Linked DNA regions of Homo sapiens: region 1 is linked to region 2. A link is an interaction called in ENCODE POLR2A ChIA-PET data of the cell type or tissue named here. Cell type or tissue: PC-3. All regions are shown on one strand. Each heading gives the region's core, and the rest is flanking DNA. Links, peaks and the distances in the headings are about the cores only. Region 1 has its middle 200 kb from the start of EXOC5. Region 2 overlaps KTN1 (kinectin 1).

Region 1 (10,933 bases), core at 1,757-9,756, 1.4 Mb after region 2:
ATTTTTACCTCAAACCACAGATAAGTCTATTTGAGAGGAAATTTAAGAATGGGGGCCTGAAGGCTAGTGTTGGGTTTAATTACATGCACTTACACAGTACTCTTCACACCTGCACTAGAGCAGCGCTTCACAAGCACATGAAACACCTGGACATGTTGGTAAATGCAGATTCTGATTCAGGAGGCCTAGGCGGCTCTGAGATTCAGCATTTTTAGCAAAGTCCCTGATAATGTGATGTTGCAGGTCTCTGGCCCACACTTGAGTAGCAAAGAAATAGAATATACCATCTAATTGCCCCCTTCCTTTTCCCAAAACAGAGACGTGGTATAATTTGTGCTTAAGAGTGAGGATCCTAGAGCTGGACTTCCTATGTTCAAATCTTGGTACCAGCAAGTGTCATCATAAGCAATAATTACTTAATGTCATTAAGCTTCAGTTTTTTTCTTCTGGAAAATGGGCTGATACAAGTATTAACCAAGATGATACCTTGGAAATCCAGATGAAAATTGATGAGGGCCTAAAATAAGGCTCTGGTAACAGGGGTTGAGAGAAGAGTATATGCTCCAGAGACACAAAGGAGTTCTGATTGACAGGACTGACCGAGTGTGGGAAGCGAGTACGGGAAGGAGTCAAGGGTGATTCCCAGATTTCTGGAGTGGATGCCTAGGCATTCATTCTAGCCACTGAATACACAAAAAGGTGCATGTGGTGAGTGGGGAGAGGGTGGCATTGGGGAGAAATGATGAATACAGTGTTGGACACAGTGATTTCGGGATCTGGGCTGGAGACACAGGTTTGAGAGAGCTCACCATGGAAAACCAAATGGGATGACAAGAAAGAAGAAGCTGGGACAGAACTCCAGCTAACACTGATGTTCAGGGAGTGAGCTGCAGAAGAAGATTGACAAAAGAGACTGAGAAAGAAGTATTGGAAAAGTAGGCAGAAAACCTGGAAAATGTGGTACCATTTCAGCGGGGAGGTTGGAAAATGGTAACACTGGCAGAGAAAGGGTGAGCAGAAAAGGAAGCACGTTTAGAAGAGAGCAAATTCCATATTTGATACAGCTTTTTTGTTGCTGTTTTTGGGGGGGGGTTTTTTGAGACAGGGTCTCGCTCTGTCACCCAGGCTGGAGTGCAGTGGCATGATCTCAGCTCACAGCAACCTCTGCCTCCTGGGTTCAAGCGATTCTTGTGCCTCAGCCTCCAGAGTAGCTGGGACTACAGACGTGCACCACGATGCCCGGCTAATTTCGGATACACTAGTTTTGAGATGTGAGAAAACTAAATCAACTAAGTAGGGATTTTGAAACACACTGTAGATGCCTCAGTAGAAGTAGGCAAAGACCTCTGACAGATAGCAACATTTAGATGCAATCATACAAGACCAGAGAAGTGAGGGGGGAGCAACCAGAAAACGTCTCGGGAAGAGAGGCCAGAAAATACACAGAAAAGGTATTCACAGAGGGTGGTCAGTGGTGGGTACAGCAGCTAGAAGAAAAAGGAGGACTTGTGTGTCATAGGCAATTTTTGTTTTTAAAATGTGACAATTCGAAAAGCTAAAAAACAAGCCCTTCCTCCATGAAAAAAATTAAAAATCTTAAAAATTGTTTAATATAATGTTGTAAGTACTAGAGATTGAAAACATCAGTGAAAATTTGGAGGAAACCTTTAAAATCTGCATCTGTATAACAACCACTCCACTAATTAAAAAGTTCAATAAAGCAAGGCTTGTAAGCAAAATAGCAAATAATTGGCCTGGATACTTTTTGACAGAATAGGCCAAACTGCTAGATAAGTTTTAACAGTGCACGTGTGCCTGAGACCTCAGTTAGGCTCCTTTTAGCACAGAATTTTTGGGTTTTCTTTTCCACATCAGCTGTGGTGATCCACTTTGGATAACAGCCTCCACTGTTCTTCTAATTTTTCTTGCTTTTGTAGTGACCAGAGAAAATCAACATCAGTCCCTAGATCTGGAAATACTGAACTAAAAATTCTGTGATATAATTAAGAACATAGCCTGGGCTGATGGCAAAATGAACAGCAAGACTTGGGAATCTGACCTTGTCCTGTTCATCTTGACATCCCAGCCTTTTGCGAACCCGGAACCCAACCCACAGGGGCACTTCACAAATGTTTGTTGAACGAAAGGCAACATAAAATATTGCATTTAACAAGCTCTGCTCAAATCCCACTACTTCAGAGGGCTTTTCCTGACGAATCCCACTCTCGGAAGGCACTTTGTACTCATGGATTTCTATATAAGCTTTTAATCTTGCCATCTTGCAATTATTATTATTCATGTGTTGTTTTTAATTATTCTCTTATTAATTTGTGTGTGTGTGTGTGTGTGTGCTTGCACATGTACGCGGGCTTTATTTCCTCAATTCACTACAAGTCCTCTAAGTCAGATCCCTTATTTTCCTCTGCTTTGAATTCCCAAAGTGCCTTATGCAAGTCTGGGGACAGTAGTTACTTGTAGTTGAAATATCTCTCCTCCACTTCGACTGCACTGTTAAATATTTCAATCGTTGCCAATAGTTCTTTTGTCCCTGGTATGCATGCCATTTTACTTCACAGAAAAATAAAAGGCTTGACATATTTGAGTGCTAAGATTTCATAATAGAATGAATTTCTAAAAGAGTAAATACTTAATTCTTCTTTGTAAGTCTGGTAGAGACTTTATTTTTTATTATTATTATTATTATTATTATTTATTTTATTTTATTTTTTTTCCCAGAAAACCTCCATGTATACCTAAAGGCTAATGCCCAGCAGGTGCTATGAGACATTCAAGTGGGGGCTCTTACACATCAGACACACCCTGCGCTTTAATTCTGTAGATCACAGGTGAAAGCACACTCCCTGGCTTCACAAAAAACAAAGATATTATGGGAAAGAGCCAAAGCAACAATCATATAAACTAATGAATTCTTTATGGTTTGCTTAAAAATAGACGTTTCCCTGGTGAGGATTCATTTAAGAAAAATCTTCTTCGGAAGCAGAAAGTTTTCCAAGTCAGAGAAGAATAAATCAGTTCTGCTAGATGCAAGAACATTTTAAAAGGGTAGGTGCTGCTGGTTCACACTTAGGGAAGTGCAAACATCAAAAGGCAGTATCTGTTTTCACTTTGATAACCATAATTACCATCTTCATGTAATAAATACCACTAAAATTTATGCCCTTTATCAGCTTAACATAATATTCATTTATTCATTCATTCAACGAATATTTATTGGGTTCCTACTACATGTCAGGCACTGATCTAAGTGCTGAGGATACAAGAGAAGAGGAAACAAAATCCCTGTCTCTAGCTACCACATTCTGGTTTAATAAAATAATATTAGCACAGCCGGATTATATATGTAAACTATAAGAAATTACTAAGGGGTTAAATTTTTTTGAAAATTGCTGAATATTTAAAATTTAAAATAACACTGCAGGAAATTGAGGACATAATTTTCATTTTATATAAACATTTTAAATCATTTTTGATGCAGTATTTTAAGCCCACAAAATAATAACCATCTAAAAGAACTGCTACCTAATTCTTACACAAAAGGCATGTTGAGCCTCTTGGGAAGTGCACATTTTCCTAATTTTTAGGCTTTTAGAACCGATTACTTGGGGTCTTCTAGAATATACAGCATGATCACATATCGGGTTAATTAAAATAGAACCCTTTCTGAGATTAATAATAAATAATTTACTTACAAAACTTTAATGACATATCAAAAATAAATTTCAATCCAGGCAAACTAGTTTTATTTATATCTATGAAGCTGCTAGGATGAACAAAGGCTTCTGGTACAAAGCACTTAACTCTAGCTCAACACAGATAGCTGGGTTTTCAAAAGAAGACCATTTGACTGATGGATTCTTTTGGCCTACGTGTTGACCCTGTTGTTGTTTCCCAAAGCTGTTCATGTTGTGGTTATTGTAATAAAGCTCAGCTATTGAAAATCTGAAGCCACGCATCATAGCATATGCTTATTGTATGACATGTTTATTATTTTTCTTTCTGTTGGTTTTATGGTACATTCCCATGGTGGCACATGAATAACTATTATATATTTGTTTTCGAGGTGTGTGGGTTGGCTCAAAAGACAACTTTTGCCAGCTTCACCTGTGGTTGTAAGCTCATTAGAATTCCAATATCCATGAAGGACTAGAGGAATCCTAGTACCTTTGAGCAATATGGCTTGATTTTCCTAGCCAAAGACTTTAATTCAAAGCTCTTTTATAAATAGTACTGTCAACTGGTTTATTTCCTTCCTCTGTTACAAACAATAACATATTAGTTATGTTATGGAAATATCAATGTTCTAAACTTTCTTTATTCACCCTTTTTGGAATACTAGATCCTTTAGAGGAATCATTTATTTTGGTGTTTCTTCTTAAGAAAAAAAAAGTCCACACTTACTGATTGCTGTGAGGATAGAAAAGCCAACTCTATCGTTTGTTCATACTATCTGTTTAATATAGAAGCAGTAATCCCGGAAAAAAATACTTTTAACATTTGCTTACAAACATTGTTTAGAAAACAGTTTGCGTTTAAAGTATCAAATATTAGAGAATCTACTTGGTTAATATTTTTGAGATCTGCTACTTTGTCACATTTTTTTTTTTTTCAACCAGAGACTTTGGCTTTCTCATCAGTTCTTCATTAAAAGTCCCTGGATTGCCTTAAAGTGCAATCCCTTAGACAAATTTGGTTGCCTTTAAAAAAAACACCAGCAACAGAAAACCCAGTAGGAAAACAAGCATTATTCTAGAAAGCAGCAACCCTGGAAAGACAGTTTTGTTAGTGGAAACACATTAGTCTTTCACAAACTAAGCAATGATGATATTTACAGAGCAGTTTGTAAAAGGTCAAACGCTCATCTTCTGCCAACAAATGCAAGGAAAAGCAGGTACTCCGGCAGGTTTTTCAAGCAGGGATCTGTGGACACGTTTTCAGGAGTCTGAGACTTTCAGGATATTTAAGATAATTTTAATAGTTTTGTTTCAATAGCAGAGTAAAGATGTAAAAACTCAACCTTTTAGCAGTTCTAAAGACGGAACTTTTCTTTGCAGTGATAATTCTCAAATGTAAGCCATTTTAATAGAATAAGATTCTAATTTTTAGGTCAGCATTTCTCAAAGTGGACTCCACTGACGTGTTGTGGGGTTTCTGAAGATGATTCTATCCTTCCCAAGGGTGTCCAGGCATTATTCAAGTTTGAGAACCGGTGCTCTGCGGCGTGAACCGTTCCGTGCTGCAGAAAGGGCCGGCAAAGGCAGAGGGCGCCACCGTGAGGCCCCCATTTCAACGCTTGTCATTTCAATTGTGGTGGGTTAGAGATCACAGGGAAGCAATGCTATCTGCTGAAGAGACATCAGACAGTGTAGTAAAAAGGGTAATCCATTTATTTTCAGAGAAGTTTTCCACTCAGAGATCATACACGCTGCAGATCACAGAAACACATGCAAGCATGAAATTTAATTTTTAGTAACTCTTTCCTGGGGCTTCTATAGAAAGCAACAGTGAAAGGAAAATGATAATCATGACAAGGCAATTACAGAGAGGTTTGGGGAAAACGAAAAACTTTGAAAACATGTAGTTTAAAATTGCTTTAATTAAAACATAATGCAAGCTGCATTATTTTAGCTCAAAAAACCAAAGTCAACATCACAGAGACAACACTTTTAAACTTTGAAATAGTTGAGAATGATAGATGCACGTTTTTTCCCAGAAGTGATTTTTTTCCCCTAGTGATTCAGAATCTATAAATGTGATAAATATTGACTTACTGGGCTCCCAACAGATGGAATGAAACATGTAGTAAAACAAAAGCAATACACTTGTGTTTTGGCATGAAATGAGTGAGAGATTAAGCTGAGGCTTCCCTGTATTATTAAGAGGAAACAAAGTGGATAATATTAATGTTTATGCACAACTGCATGCCATTTGCAGCAAATAAATATGGCAAACTCGAAAAAGAAGAAAAGAAATAAAAAGACCCAACCATTCTTTTTTTCCCAGGGCAATTATTCCCTTTCCTTTAATTTTCAAAAAAAATTAAAGGAAAATATTTTTTAATTACTGAAAAACAATAATTAAAAAGTTTCTATTCTTCTTAAGTTTTCTGACCACTCCTTTTGATTGCATGTTTTCAAGTATACACTGAGTGCACATTTATTTCAAAAGAAAATTATGATTTGGCTTGTCTAACAGTGCTAAGAAGGAATACTAATACAGTAAAATACTGACTTGAATTCCTCAATACTTACTTAAACACCTCCAAGACAGGATGGCATTTTTCCTGAAGGTAAAAGGTACAAAGCAATGAAAATTCAAATTGTAGAAGAACTATTTCATAACTATGACATGATATTGTCATACTAACACATAGGTGATTTTCCTCTATAAAAAAAAATCTTTGGAAAGAATTTTTAGCTGAAATATGGGCCAAAATGGCAAGTTTTCCTTGAAAGCACCAGATGAAATAATATTTTATAAATACATATATATATATGTATATATAAAATGTAAAAATCCAATTATCAATGTTTTGGTTTTGGTTGTTACCTTTTGTTGCAATGATATAATGCTCTCTAGGGCCAGTGTAAAGAAGCGAAGATCAAAGAACTAAATTCTTACATGTCAGGTTTTCCAAACCATCATCACTGCAACAAAATAATTTGTCAAATTGTCAAAATTTACAGGCATCCCAGACACAGGAAATTTTGACCGAGTTTGTGCCTTCACACAGTGCTAATCTCACTCCCGGAGCTGTAAACATGATGGCCGAAGTGACAGCCTGGCTACAAATCCGTCTGGCAGCTTCATTAGACATCTCTCGCCTGACTGATTAAACTGCATTTAAGACCCACTTTTATTTTTTCAAGCCTTTTGTTTAAATTAAAAGGTCGTGTTTTCAAGCAAATGATCCGCTGTTCCCTTCCATCCAGGACCATAATACAGTTACATTATTACTAGTGTTACCCAAAGGAGAGTGAGTCAGATGCCCTGCACACCAGCCAGGGGCTCCTCCCCTGGGGAAGCCGGGACACTGGGGAGGGGGACTGTTTATTTATTTGCAGAAGAACCTAGTGAGGAGGCCTGGCTGGGGAACATTGAAGGCGTCATCAAAGTCCTAATGGCCTCCTAATGGGAAAATTTGGGGTTCAATATTAAGGACATACCAGCAATTTCAACAGTCATCCTTTAAAATTGTAGCAGTAACTTTATCTTGAAGTGGATGCCTTTTCACAAATCTTGATATTTTATCACTGTCCATGCTTAAAAAAACAACTAAAAAGTCAGCTTTCTAAGAACCCAGATCGCTGCATCAAGAAAATATAATGGAAACACATGCTACACTGTAAATAATATTTGCTAACTTTTGCTGTAATGTATCAGGAGGTTCATATTATAAATAAAACAGAGGGCAGCTCCACGCTCCTGAGCCCCTATTGCAGGCATTCAAGCCAAACAAGGAAAAATGCAGGAAACTTCACTGATTCTTTCCTGTGGTTTTTCTGTTGGTGTGTGTGGCAAATACAGAAGAGGCGTCTGAGAAATAAACCATTCCTGAGCTGTCTTAACTTCATGGGCAACCACTAAAGACTGTTTCCCATACATTTCACAGCAGGCACAAGAGCAAGAATATGGGCCAGGCGCAGCGGCTCACACCTGTAATCCCAGCACTTTGGGAGGCCGAGGTGGGTGGATCACGAGGTCAAGAGTTCGAGACCAGCCTGGCCAACATGGTGAAACCCCCGTCTCTACTAAGAAGACAAAAATTAGCCGGTGTGGTGGCGCATGCTTGTAATCCCAGCTACTCGGGAGGCTGAGGCAGGAGAATTGCTTGAACCCTGGAGGTGGAGGTTGCAGTGAGCCGAGATCACGCCGCTGCACTCCAGCCTGGGTGACAGAGCAAGACTCCGTCTCGGAAAAAAAGAAAAAAAAAAAAAAAAACAAGAATCTAAAAACTAAAGACTGTGGTTCCAGGGAAATCTGCCTAAATACAAGAGAGGGAGAAACTATTTGCTTGCAGCCTTGTTTGTGCCTTTGCCTCGCAGGGTTTGTCCTGTTTATAGTGTTTGTCTTTACTTCGTAATGTATTTACCATGCCTCAGTGTGAGACCAATGCCTTTGTCATGTGTTGATAAAACAAGCGAAGTCAGGATGCATTGACACAGGTAGTGGGATTGATCCTGGAAACTAAAGTCTTATTTCCTAGTGCTGATATTTCTCATTTGTTTGTTATAGAATTTTAAGCTTTTATCTGTTATTAAATTCTATGCAAAATTGATTTTTGGATTAGATTTCAACTCCTTTTTTTTTTTTTACATTTTCAATTGTAATTAAATCCTCCATAATCATCAAGGGTTGAGTAGAACTGGTGTTGGCAAACTCCTACTGAGCATCAGTAACTCAGTGTGAACAAGGTTAGTGAACCATATTAAAGGAATAGTATTGCCTTTTCATTTTCATTTCAATGAGATTCAACTTATAATAAATATATTTGCATACTGATACTGCAAATAAAATCCAAAAATTACAAACACACACACACACACACACACACACACACACAACAATAACAACAACACATAGACATTTTCACATACTTGGAATGTAAACAATTTCCCAATCTTCAAGAACATTGCTAGACTGTCTATACCAAAAAGCCCAAGTTCTTGAACTGCATTCATGTAAGCCTATTCGAGGGAGACTGCTCCCAAAGATGTGTAGGAAGTTTATACATGGGCACTGATGAGAAAAGAGAATCGACATTTTGAACTTTAGTAACTTTTCCAATGTTCGTTTCATTTCTTTAATTTGATGTTGAACAGTAAGACAAGATAAAAAGCCTGCTAATAGAAAATGAAATTTGGTTCAAGTTATCAAGTTGTTAAATCTGAATAGTATAAATAAATTTAAATACACTATTTTAAAAAATGATTCTGGCACCTGAAATTTAAATTAATAATGAAAATATATTCTTTGAAAGATACAGAATTTCAAAATATAGTGATCTCATTGCAAATTTCATTAATTGAAAAATTAGCATTTCCCAGCAAGCTCTTAAAACAAAAAATCTCTGTAGAAGGTATTCTAACATATAAGCTAACTTAGGATATCTTGAGATGTTACATGAGCATGTCCCTATTAGTTTTAAGCAGCACAAACTAAACCTTAAAATTGATTTTAAATTGCTTAAATAAAGAAATATGTAAGGTGTTCCTGTACCTAGTAAGTATTTATTATGTTGGTTGTTGTTATTGAGTTATTTGAGTAGTTTTTGATAACTGTCTGACCACTAATGATCAAAGTAATTGATATTCTGCAACTTCTATTCCTGATCCAATACTTCAATAAGCCAGTCATTACCTATCTAAAGCAAACAAATAAATAAATGAAAGCAAATAACTTTAATTTTTCAGATATGAAAAGCTTAATTAAAATTAAGTTAATGTCAACAGTTTTAGATGCAAAAATATTCCCCAAAATGATTGTCAAATTGATGGGGAGAAGGGGAGATATTTTGCTAGCCTTTCCTATGTTTTTACTCTGAAAAAAAGAACCTATTTTTCCATTTGAAAATCTCTACCAAGTGGGTCAAACCCAAATAACTAACAATTTGTTCCATTCATTAATCATGTAAGCTCTAAAGATGTGCTTTTGAAAAAAGTATATTAATATTGATGGACACATTTGGCAAAGCAAGATCAGCTATATACAAAAGCCATTTTAAACAGCCTCTTTAATAAGGTGGGAGACGAAAAATACCAGTGCACAAGAGTATGTGTTTAATTAGGAGGTATGCTGTATTTAGGAACATTCTAATGAATAATAAATGATGTTTTATTTCCTGTGTCTTAGACACAAAGCCAAATAATCAAGAATCAAAGCAACTCCAAGTATTAGGTAACAATCAGTAAACTTGGGCAAGATTCTTTTTCCCTCTCAAGTTTAATTGGCTCATTGTTCCCAGGAACTATAAACCATGGGGTTGGTGGCAGTGCCGAAGTTTACTTCTATAAAGGAAGATTAACATATTCTGGAACTTTACACTAATCCTTGTTTTGAGTTAACTCAAGCAGATTGGATTAGTAATTCTTACCTACCACCCACTAGAAGGAACCCCAGCCTCTTTTCTTTGACAACCAGTGGTATTGTACACCTTCTGTGCATTATCTCCCACTGAAAACATTCTCCAGGAAGAAACTGTGTTAAAGGAGAAAGAAATTGTTTTACACGAGGGGGCAAGAACCAGGCTTCTCAAAGCTGAAGCAGGTTGTTTGTCTATTATCAGCTTGGTGCACATTTGGTTAATTCAGGCAGTGGTGGGTATTCTGAGAAGTTCATTAAACATTTCCTCATCAGTGAATTGGCTTTTCTCTTCTCCTCGTTTGGGGAGGGCTGCTGCCCAGAGGCAAGAGAAAGGCCTCCTCCCTTCAAGCCCTCCTAGAACCATTTCTGGCTCCTTTCTTTTCCTTGGATTCTCTCAACTCTCAGATATGAACCAGAAGTAAACTGAACAATTCTCTAGGGAAATGATTATTTAGCCCTGTTCTTATTAATACAATTACCTTATATTCCTATTGATGTGAAGTCGTTATAGAAAGAATACAAACAAACAAAAAAATCAAGTTCTGCTGAGATGCCTTTGGCCTGTAGGTTCAGATCCCCACAGGCCTATGTCTGTTGGCACGTGCCTGAAGAATTTTGATTTTGCATTTTTGAATAAATGGCTTAACATCCCTTTTTATTCCTATCTTTAACTTTCTAACAATCTTAAACTGTGACCACTATTCATGATCTACCTCCATTCTGTAAAGAACAAAACCATAGAAATCCACTGCTGTCCTCGTTTTCGTGGTAGCTTTTGCTACAGAGCAGCCAGCTGGCCCTTTTGTAATGCTAGGACATAGTCAATCACTGT
Region 2 (10,933 bases), core at 1,482-9,481:
CAATAAAATTGTTCAGAAGATCAAAGTGGTAAAGACAATGTAAAATTTAACATTTTAATACTGATGTTGTACACTGTTTTACTTAACATTTTGGGAAGTAACTGCCTCTGACTTCAACTCAAGAAAACACTTTTTTGTTGCTAATGTAATCGGTTTTTGTAATGGCGTCAGCAAATAAAAGGATGCTTATTATTCAAACTTGACTTGTTCTAATTTTTATTGAGCTTTAACAGATTTCATTAGTAGTACAGATCATTGTAATTTAGAATACAGCTATTAATTGGCAACCATTCAACAAGATAGGTTTATGTAGCCTCTGTAACCTTTCTAACTGATGCTCTGGGTCCTCTTCAGTTTGGTCCAATGTAAAGTGCCCCAGGAGTGCTGGGGTTTCAGAAAGGACAGAGCAAGCATTTAGGATTTCAGACTAAACACCCACACTTCAGGTAGAGGAGCTCTATTTTTACCATTACTATTTTTTTTTGAAGTAATAATAATTAACTGTTAGTTTTCTTTTTCAGGCACGGTTACACAGTTTACATGTGTTATCTTTTTTGTTGTTGTTGTTGTTGTTACTGTTTTTTTGATACAGAGTCTCACTCTGTTGTCCACGCAGGAGTGCATTGGCACTATCTGGGCTTACTGCAACCTCCACCTCCCGGTTCAAGCAATTCTCATGTAGCTGGGATTACAGGCGCCTGCCGCCATGCCTGGCTAATTTTTGTATTTTTAGTAGAAAGAGTTTTTCACCTTGTTGGCCAGGCTGGTCTCGAACTGCTGACCTCAAGTGATCCACCCATCCCAAAGTGCTCGGATTACCGGTGTGAGCCACTGTGCCCAGCCAATGAAAGTTTTTTTAATAATTTGTTAAAAACACTTCAGATGCTAAATAACCACTGAGAAATATCTTGTGCCATTGAGTACTAAAGTACCCATTAGGCTGCACTGTGGTCATCTTGTTATTTTTGTGCACATAACAGTCATGCTTCTGTCATGGGGCCTCTGCATTTTCTGTTCTCTGGGCTTGGAACTCTCCTCTGGTGTGTCAGCTTTGGCTTGCTCCTTCACTATGTTGAAATCTGCTTAAATGTCACCCTTCTAATTAAGTCTTTCCTGACTGTCCGCTATCCTTCTGCCCTCCCTATTCTGCCTTATTGTCTGTCATACTTGATTTCTACTCTCCTTGTTCCCACCAGTAAGTAAGCTCCACAAGGACAAGAAACATCTCTTTGGTTCTTTGCTGTATCTGTAGCCTGAGACAGTGCCTGATACTTCATTGTGCTCAACTATTTAAATGAGTGAATGGATAAAATTCATTTTTGGAGGTTGAAGATTATCTAAAGTGGTGCTTCCTTACCTTTTCACTTCACTGCACATATAGTATTTCTAAGGCATATAGAAATCAACTGAAGTGACTTCTTATGGCCAGTGAGGACTGGTGTGGGGATTCAAGCTACCTTTTTCTACCTTTGCTGCTTTCAGCAAATCCTTGGGAAATTGATCTGAAGGCCAGATACTACATCATCAGCCTCTTTCCTTTGTCCTTTCCCATTGCCTAAAGGTGCTCATGTTGCTGCCACCTGTAACGAACAAATTCTGCCTTCCAAGTTACAGTGTCTTCTTGCTACTCTTTCTCTCTTCAGAGCTAAGTTCCTCAGAATAATTGTGTAATTCTATTATTTTTTCAACCTTTCTGTATGTTTGAATTAAAAAAAATAAATTTCAAAGGACTCTGGGGACACAGTCCAGTCTCCTGTCAGTTTGTATCCCTTCCCTCAACATCTCAACCTTACAGTCATTCATCTTTTGCCTCTGAAGTAGCAGGAAGTTCATAACATTGCCTTTTCTAACTTGACAGCTGTAACTGTTAATGGTTCTTCTATGACATTATTAAAAGTTGTGTCCCTGATACTTGCATCAATCTGTCCTTTCTCACTACAGAATCACATAGGAAAATCTTATCACACTCTCAGTGATTGTTCAGATATGCAAAGATAATTCTGTGCTCTACGTTCATTCCCCTTACAGTTAAATATTCGCAGCTCCTTAGTTGCACTGAGTGATTAAAGGCCAAACTAGCCTCCTTGCCTCAATCCCCGACTGTCCACCTTCTCCCAGTATATTACAAACCTATCTCCAGGAGAGGAAGGGAGCATCAGAAGAGAAGGAATTCTGTGTCATCAAACTCAAATGGCTCTCCTTGCCACCATCACAGTCAACTGAGGCAGAAAGCCCCAAGAAAATTACACATTGAAGGAAGCTTACAGGAAGAGAATAAAGAATAGTCAGGGGCAGACTTCTTGATCCCCCAAAAGAGAAGAGAGAGACGTGGAAGGGAGGAGTGGGGATGCCTGTGAAGCCGGCCATACCCTTGGGTTTGGCGTAGGAAAACTAATTCATTTCCTGGAGGTAGTGATATTGTGTAAAGCATCGAGGCTTGAGCTGCCTTGCATGCGTTTCACTCTAGCTGCAAGAGGCTATGTGGTGTATAGCTGTGGGCAATAGCTGTGTTGCTCACAGAGTTAGAGCTAGATTTTTCATGTGTCTTGCATCCCGGGACAGAGACTGCATATGGGCACCTGCCACTTGTGGAATCTGCCCAGGATGAGATGTAGGGAGAAGCAGTTACCACCAGAAGGAGGCTGCAGTTATACCCTCGTTTGTTAAGACACGTTTGTCCCTTGACCTCATTCATTTGGGTCCCCAGAAAAGGAAGGGCAAAGGAAGAATGAAAGAAAAGACGATTCCTTGTTGACATTATTAAAGCCAGGGGGCAGATGGGAGATGGGTTATTACACTGGGTTGGACTGGACTTGTATTAACCGAAGTTACAGAACAGCTTTTGGGTCTGCTTAGGATGTGCAGAAGAGGGAGACTCCGCAAAGCAGAGTTGAAGACTATGGTTGGGAAAGGACACTAACTTGTTAGGCTGTTCTGCAACCTGGGTGGTAGATTTTTTTTTCTTGACTACATTTTTGTCATTTTTATTTTCCTAGAAAATCTGGCCATTTCATATTTGTTGGCAGAGTTCTACAAGGCAGCCAACATACCACTTGTACAACCTATCACATGCCAGATGTTTTTTAAGCAGTTACGTTAGTTCATTTAATCTTCCCTAGAATTTAACTGGCCAGGGGGTTGTGCTTTCATCATCTTCATTTTATAGATAAGGAAACTGAGGCACAGGGAGGATAATTAAATTAAGGTCTCACAGCTACTAAGTAGAGGAACCAGGTTTCCAACCTCCAACCTAAGCTGTCTGGCTTGATTGCCTTATTTATACTCATAAAAAAAATTTTTTTTATATATGTATGCATTTATAAATGTGAGTGTAATTATATAAATTACTGGAGTAATTTTTAAAATTAGACTATACATAGTCTGATAATTTTTAAATTTACTCATTTTTTTCCCTCCATTTGTTCCTGTTGTTAAGGTGCCTTCTCTCATTTTGTCTTGATTCTACTTTGCAAGGGATTGCCTACCTTTGTGGTTCTCAAAAGTATGGTTTGCAGTCCACTGGGAATCTCCAAGACCCTTTCTAGGAGTTTGCAAGGTCAAACTTAATTTTCATAATAAGACGTTATTTGCCTTTTTCACCATATTGAATCTGCGCTGAATGGTACCTCAGCAAGTGTTAAAAGCAGTGGCTTCCAATTGTTTGTTTGTTACTGTATTTACACCACTACTCATCCCAGTAAAAGTCCTACTACAATATCAAAGTCACCTAAGAATGTCTTCTGATGAGATCAGTAGTGATGGTAATGAATGTGATTTTGTGATATGTGTAATGAAGTGTGTAAACATTTGGAAGATCTGTATAACTCAGTGAACCAGTATTTTCCAAATTATCAATGCACAGTGTTACAAAGTCATGCATGGGTGAAAAATCCCTTCAAAAAGCAAGACAGGGCTGGGCGTGGTGGCAGGCGCCTGTAATCCCAGCTACTCGGGAGGCTGAGGTGAGAGAATCACTTGAACCGGGGAGGCGGAGGTTGCAGTGAGCTGAGATTGTGCCACTGCACTCCAGCCTAGGCAACAAGAGAGAAACTCCATCTCAAAAAAAAAAAAAAAAAAAAAAAAGGGCAAGACAAACCAATGGATTTTAATGTAACAGTGCAAAAAGTTCATTGATATCATTTCAGACTCCATATTGTGGTTAATCTTTAATAAATTACCACTTGAGTTTGGCTGTAGCATTAAAGAACATCCACAGTTGTCTGAAATGGCTGCCTTTTTTCCAAGGATATGTCTGTGTGAGGCCAGATTTTTTTCATATACTTCAACTAAAACAACATATCACAACAGATTGAATTCAGAAGCAGTTGCCTTCTATTAGGCCAGGAATTAAAGAGATTTACAAGGCCGGGTGCAGTGGCTCATGACTCATTACAGCACTATGGAAGGCCGGAGTGGGAGGATCCCTTGAGGAGGCCAGGAGTTCAAGAGCAGCCTAGGCAACATAGGGAGACCCCTTCCCTACAAAAAAGATTTGCAAATATGTAAAGTCATGCCACTCTTCTCATTATATCTTTTGAGTTTTGGAAAATGAAGTTATAGTTCATGAAAATATGTTCATTATATTGTTATTTTAAATTAGTAAACTTCCAATTTTCTTGGTTTTAATTTCTAGTACGTTGAATATTGATAGAAATAAGATTTTAAGTCTAAAGCAGTTCTGAGATCAAAAACGAGTCACTGGTCTGGCATGTTGGTTTATTTTTCCAACAGTTTTAAATTATATTGGACAACTTAGCACATGTTTTATGTATTTTGTTTTATATTCAATTCATTTATGTTTTTATACTTTTTTTATTTTCTTTGCCAACTTACCTGTAAATTTTAATTCATTTATTTTCAGTTCCTGTTTTCTAATAATTTAGGCTATACATTTTCCTCTGGACTTCTTTACCTGCACCTCAGATTTTGATATATAGGTATTTTGTTAGTCTTCCAGTTTTTAATTTTTTTAAATTGTGAATATTTCAAACATATAGAAAAGCATAGAAAATAAGAGAAAAAGTCTGTGTTCCTCCACCTTCTGTTCGCTTGAATTTTTTAAATAAAAGAAAACATTAGCTACAGTTGAAACATCTTGTATAACCCCCATCAAATTTCCCTGCATTTTCAGAGGTAGCCACTGCACTGAAGCTGAGATTTATCATTTAATTTCATGTTATTATCAATACCATAGGTAGGTATCCATAACTAATGTAATACTATTTTGCATGTTTTCAAAATTTATACAAATCATTCTGCCATTTGCGTTATTCATTCAATATTAACTTTAAAATTTATTCATTTTGAACTAAGAATATGCCACAATTTATACATTCCCACTTTCAGCTGGGCTTTCTTTAAGCTTTTTTATTTTTTTTGGAGTGTGTTATATATTTTTCACATGTGTAGATTTTTAAAGGATCCTTTTCTAATATTGCATTTTTGTCAGTGAATATGACCTATATGACACCAATTTCCTGAATTTGTGGAGAGTTCAGAAAGAAATTATAAACCAAAAAAGAAATTTATTTAGTCTTGGTTTAGAATAAGAATGTGTCAACAAGAATGTGAAGCTTTGGCAGGAAATGATTTCATTATCTGAAAGTTTGAGTTTTCAGGTTACTATACCAGACTGGTTGTTACCCTCTTCAGTTAAAAAATAAGAGGGAGTTGGGGAATATTTATTTTCCAGTGACCTCAGAACATAGGAAACAGAATCAAACAGGTGGGGAAAGGTCTTATTTAGATTTGCATTTCTGCGTTGTCTCTTGCTTTTGCTATGAAGAATCTAGCAGTTACGAGTTTATGAGTCAATAGCAGGTTCTTCCTGAGCTATTCAATACAGAGTTCTTGGGATTTCATCCAGTGCCAAACACAAAGTTCCTATTTAGTGAATGCAGTATTCATTTCAAAATATATAAAATATGTTACTGTTGAGTTAATCCACAGACTATAGTTACAGGAAATGGAAATTTGCTTACTTATGTTGATGAATTGTGTTGGTAAGTTCCATTGCCACCTAAATTGTGCAGGCTTATCAAACCTCTGCATCTAGTTTTTCTCCTTGCTAGCTATGTAAATAAAATTAAAATGTGACCGTGTTAGTCATTTCTTGCATTGCTAAAAAGAAATACCCATGGCAGGGTAATGTATAAGGAAAAGCTTAATTGGCTCATGGTTCTGCAGGCTGTACAGAAAGCAGGGTGCTGGCATCTGCTTCTGATGAGACTTCAGGAAGCCTGTAATCATGGCAGAAAGCAAAGGGGGAGCCGGAGTATTGCATGGCAAGCAGGAGCAAGAGAGAAGGGGAAGGGACTGTGCACTTTTAACAACCAGATCTCGTGTCAACTAACTGAGCAAGAACTCACTCATCATGCTAACTAAGCAAATCATGAGGGATCTGCCCCAGTGATCTGAATACCTCCTGCTAGGTAATGTAATCCCTCCACTGGGGATTACATTTCAACATGGATTTGGAGGGGACAAACATCCAAACTGTATCAGTGACTAGCAAATTCTAACCCAAATGCAATAATTGTTAGAGTTTTCTCTAACAATTCCTTTGTTGCCAATTATATAGTCAATATCTGTAAATGTTCCAAACTATTGAAAGTATGCTTTATACTTGTTAAAATCAAATTTATTAATTGATAACATTCTCAGTTCCCAAACTGTGTTTCTGGTTCAGTGGGTGTGGGTTAGGGTTCAAGAATTTGCATTTCAAACAAATTCCCGGCAGCTAATGCTGCTGGTTTGGGGAACACACTGAAAGTCATGCATATGGTTTTCAATTTGCCTTTCTTCTTTTGCAATTTCTTCACAGTTTCTTATTAAATGAGTGTTCTTGTTTTCAAGGTTTTAAAATATTTACTAAGTATTTTTATACCACTTCTATAAATTCTACAAATTTGGAGAGGAACAGAGACTGCAACATGTGTTTGGCTCCAGTTGGTGGTTCTCTTGGTGTTTCTTGATATTTTCTCATCATGTCACACAGAGAATATTTTTTTCAGAAATAAGTCAAATTGAAGCTTTTTTCCTCTTCAGTGAATTTCTTTGTTATCCACCCTGACAAAGTCTGAATATGCATGAATGCTGTTCTCCAATTGACCAATATTATGATTTTTATCCCCTCGAAGAAGGAATTGCTTGGAATAATGTAAGATGAGACAAGTGTAAGTTTTTCCCACTTTTGGTAACAAGGACAGGGTGGTTTACTCACCTAATACTATGAGGACAATATAGGAACCCAGGTATAAAAGTTTTTATGGAATCTTAGCCCTAATGTTCTGTTAGGTAACAGTCTCTATAGACTTAGTCTTCTGTTAGAACAGATAAATATGTCCAGTCAGATGAAACAGGTTTTTTTCCTGACAACTAATCCTGGTAACTTTCTGCCTGTATCTGGACACCTATTTTGAATAAACTAGCTTGCATTTCCTACCCACATTTGCATGGAGAATACAGAACTTTTGCATATGTGCTGAGCACCTGGTTTTAATATCATGAGTAGCTTTAACACATAATTGCCCCAGTTTCTGTTCACTCTCACAATGATCTAGGAGTTAACTTTACAATTTTTAACTGGATTGTGGCTGATGCCTCTATAAAGCAGTTAGCATGTATTATTAGTAATAATTACAACAACAAAATAATGGCAGTTATAATAATTGCAAACATTTATTGAGTGCTGTTTTCCAGGTACCATGCTTAGTGTTTTAAATCCATGTTTCATTTTGCTACTGGTACGTTGGAAAGTTATCTAGAAAGTTGTATTGTTGTAGGAGTTTATTCTTTGGAGTCTTTATAGAGCTTTACAGTGCCTAAGTTGAATATTTGGTAATAACTGTTTCTTAAAATTACTTTTATTTATTATTGATTTGATTGAGAATGACAGTTGTAAAATACCTGTGAGGTATAAATAATAAGAATGCAATGAGCACTTGGTTACCTGCTATCCTATTTAAAAGAGATAATGTTACCGTTACTTTGAGTTTCCTTGGATATCCTTTCCCAATCCCATCCAACTCTGACCACTCACAGATATAATCACAATTCCAAATTCGTGTATGTTACTCCTTTGTTTTTTGTAAGTAGTGTTTTTGTATAGGTTTACACATCCAATAGTACATTATTTAGTTTTATATGCTTTTGACCTTTACTAAGATGGATGATTAATGTCTTCTGTGATGTGCCTTTTTTGCTCAACATTATTTTATGAGAGTCATAAATATGGTTGCATATAGCTTGAGTTTCTCCTTCTTTTCCCTTTCTCTGTCCCCTCTCTTTTTTCCTCTTCCCCCTTCATCTTCCTATATAATGTTTAATTGAGGGAATATACCAAAATGTCCTTATCCATCTGTTCTAAATGGACAGTAACAGGGTCCATTTTTTAGAATATGAGCTATTGTGAATAATGGTACTATGTATATTCTGGTACGTATGTTCCTGTGTCTGAGGATAGGAGCTTTTCTAGGGCATATACCTAGGGATGGAACTTTGGCTTATGGAATATATTTTTACTAGGAACCACAAGCCTGTTTTCTATAGTGGTGGTTTTAATTTACATTTCCATAAAAAGTATGTGGGAGTTTCTATTGCTCTATAACTTCACAACACTTGGTATTATTCTACAAATCATTTTTCTTTTGCCAATATAGTGGGAGTTAACTGAGATCTCATGGGTTGTTTTTAAACCGTTTTATTAAAATATAATAGATGTAGAATAAATCACACATGTGTACAGTTGGATAAATTTTGCAATATGAACCACAATCAAGATAATGAATTATAAACATTACTCACAAAAGATTTCTTGTGTACCTTTGTAACTTGTCTTCTCCCCCACTTTCCTGTCTCCAAGCAACTCCTGATAATGCTTTCTCTCTATGGTAATATGCATTTTCTAGAATCATACAGTAGGTACTTATTTTTTGTCTGACATCTTTCACTCAGCATAATAAGAATCAATAGTCCCTTTTATTTCTGAGTACATGGCATTGTATGTATATACTACAATTGATTTATTCATTTATAGATGAATGTTTGTATTTTTCTAGTTTTTGCCTATTATAAATAAAGCTGCTATCAACATGTATATACAAGACTTGTACATAAGTGTTTTAAAAACATAAACCAAAATACCAAGCTATAATTGAACATTAAGAGACGTCCACCAGGATAATCTGTATCAGTCTCTTGCACAGATCATCCTGTTAGTAAGCAGGGCTACTCCAGCCATCAAATCATGGAAAAGGAAGATTATGAGGCAGTGATAATTCGGGATATGGTGGGCAGGAGGGAGTCAAGGGACAGCATCCCTGCATTGCCCATCAGTCTCTCCCCTTCAGAAGTCACTCTTTGACTTCATTTCCCTAGCTCCCTCCTGCCAAGCCACTGTGTCTGGAGCTGATCCACCTTCCTATTGATATTCTTTGTGATCATTGTGTTTTTTTGCTACAGCGATAATAACAATAGTTAACATATGTCGAGTTTTCCATGTGCTACCACCCTTCTCCCTAATGGTTTATCCTCACCCCATTTTACCCTCACAGCAACTCCAGGAAGTCAATAACGTTTCTCATTCCCCCTGCCTCATAGGGCTGCTATAAGGATGAGGTAAGAGAATGCTCATAAAGCACTCAGGCTAGTGTCTGGAACATAAACTTAATGTATGTTAGCTGTTACTATTGTTTTTAAAATGGTTGCCTGGATACTAAACCTCTCTCTGTGACCATTATACACGCTTTATCTGGCCCCTGGCCTCTGAGGGCTTTGGGCACCAGTTCGTGTTTTCCAAAAAATCTTTTCCAGAATTGCAAAGGGCTGGGAGAGGCCAGGAGTGAAATAGAGAATCCCATACAGTCAGGCTTCCAACTTTGCATTAAAGAAAGCGTATTGAATAAATTTTTCTCTTCTCCCTCCGAAGATCTCACTAAAATGATAATAGAAGAATTATAAAAAGGTATAAACTTGAGACATTTTCAGATAAATGAAAGCTGAGAGAATTTATCACCCATACACCAGCACTATAAGAAACGCTAAACGCAGTTCCCTGTAGCTGGAGGTAAAGGTAATGACACCAGATGAAAACTTGAATGCACAGGAAGAAATGAAGAGTTCCAAAAAGGCAAAATATGTGAAAATATAAAGACTATCTTTTTATTTTTAAAAAACTTATTTAAAGGGTAACTAAATTTTAAAGTAAAACTATATAGATGTAAAATACATGACAGAAGGAGCACAAAATACTTGGGACAAATGGAATTATGTTATTGTAATGTTCTTGCATACATGGGGCAGTACCACATTAATTTCAGATAGACTGATAAGGAGGCATAATGTAATCTCTAGAGCAACAAATAAAAATAATTATACAAAGGGGCACAGCTGAAAAGAAAGGGAATAAAACATAATACTAAAAAGAAGACTGGGAAAAAAAGCAACAGTAGAAAATAATGATGACAAAAACAACCAGTAACTAAAAACCTGAACAAAATACAGAATCCACCATTTTTAGACATTGGACAACAGACAACAGGACCATGGTGACTGAGAAACAGGGGACAAATGAGATGAGCCTTCACTCTCGAGAGTCTCTGCCTGGGAGCCATGTCCAAAATATAGTGTGAGGAAGGGAATGTTAAAGAGTCATGCAGCCTCACGGAGTTGAAGAGATAGAAGTTAGAGTTTGAGATAGCCAAACCAACTGTACTTTGTGGAGCAGAATACCCAAGAGGATGGAGCTATAGAGTTTCAGAAATTGAACAGGGATTCCCTTGAGTCTTTGGCTGAATACTAATCTGCTCGTGCTTAGGGCAAAGCCCCACAAAGCTAAGCCAGGATAACTTCCAGGGAGAGAATAATTACTGCTCATTAACAATTCAATTGTTTATGAAATAAATTGGCTTATTAAACAGATAATTTGATAAGT

Evidence for each region. Peaks named below come from ENCODE experiments on the same cell type or tissue, not always from the same donor. Only the 100,000 strongest peaks of a DNase experiment are listed, where the experiment ranks them.
Region 1: POLR2A ChIA-PET joins it to region 2 with 15 read pairs; 1 of 35 experiments calls an interaction of 5 or more read pairs at or near these places.

Annotation. Positions count from the first base shown.
Region 1 is chr14:57,061,806-57,072,738 of GRCh38, forward strand. No RefSeq gene overlaps it. Among named protein-coding and RNA genes, the nearest start is that of EXOC5, 200 kb to the right of the region's middle. In PC-3, for the core only: a CTCF peak has its summit at 5,283 (motif pointing left); a DNase peak (open chromatin) is centred at 5,296; H3K27me3 peaks cover 6,805 bases.
Region 2 is chr14:55,684,382-55,695,314 of GRCh38, forward strand. It overlaps KTN1 (kinectin 1), which reads left to right. Exons shown (of 44, transcript NM_001079521.2): 44 at 1-198. Among named protein-coding and RNA genes, the nearest start is that of LINC00520, 110 kb to the right of the region's middle. In PC-3, for the core only: no CTCF peak of the experiment used is centred there; DNase peaks (open chromatin) are centred at 4,380, 6,050, 6,130 and 6,320; H3K4me3 peaks cover 1,603 bases; H3K27ac peaks cover 1,878 bases.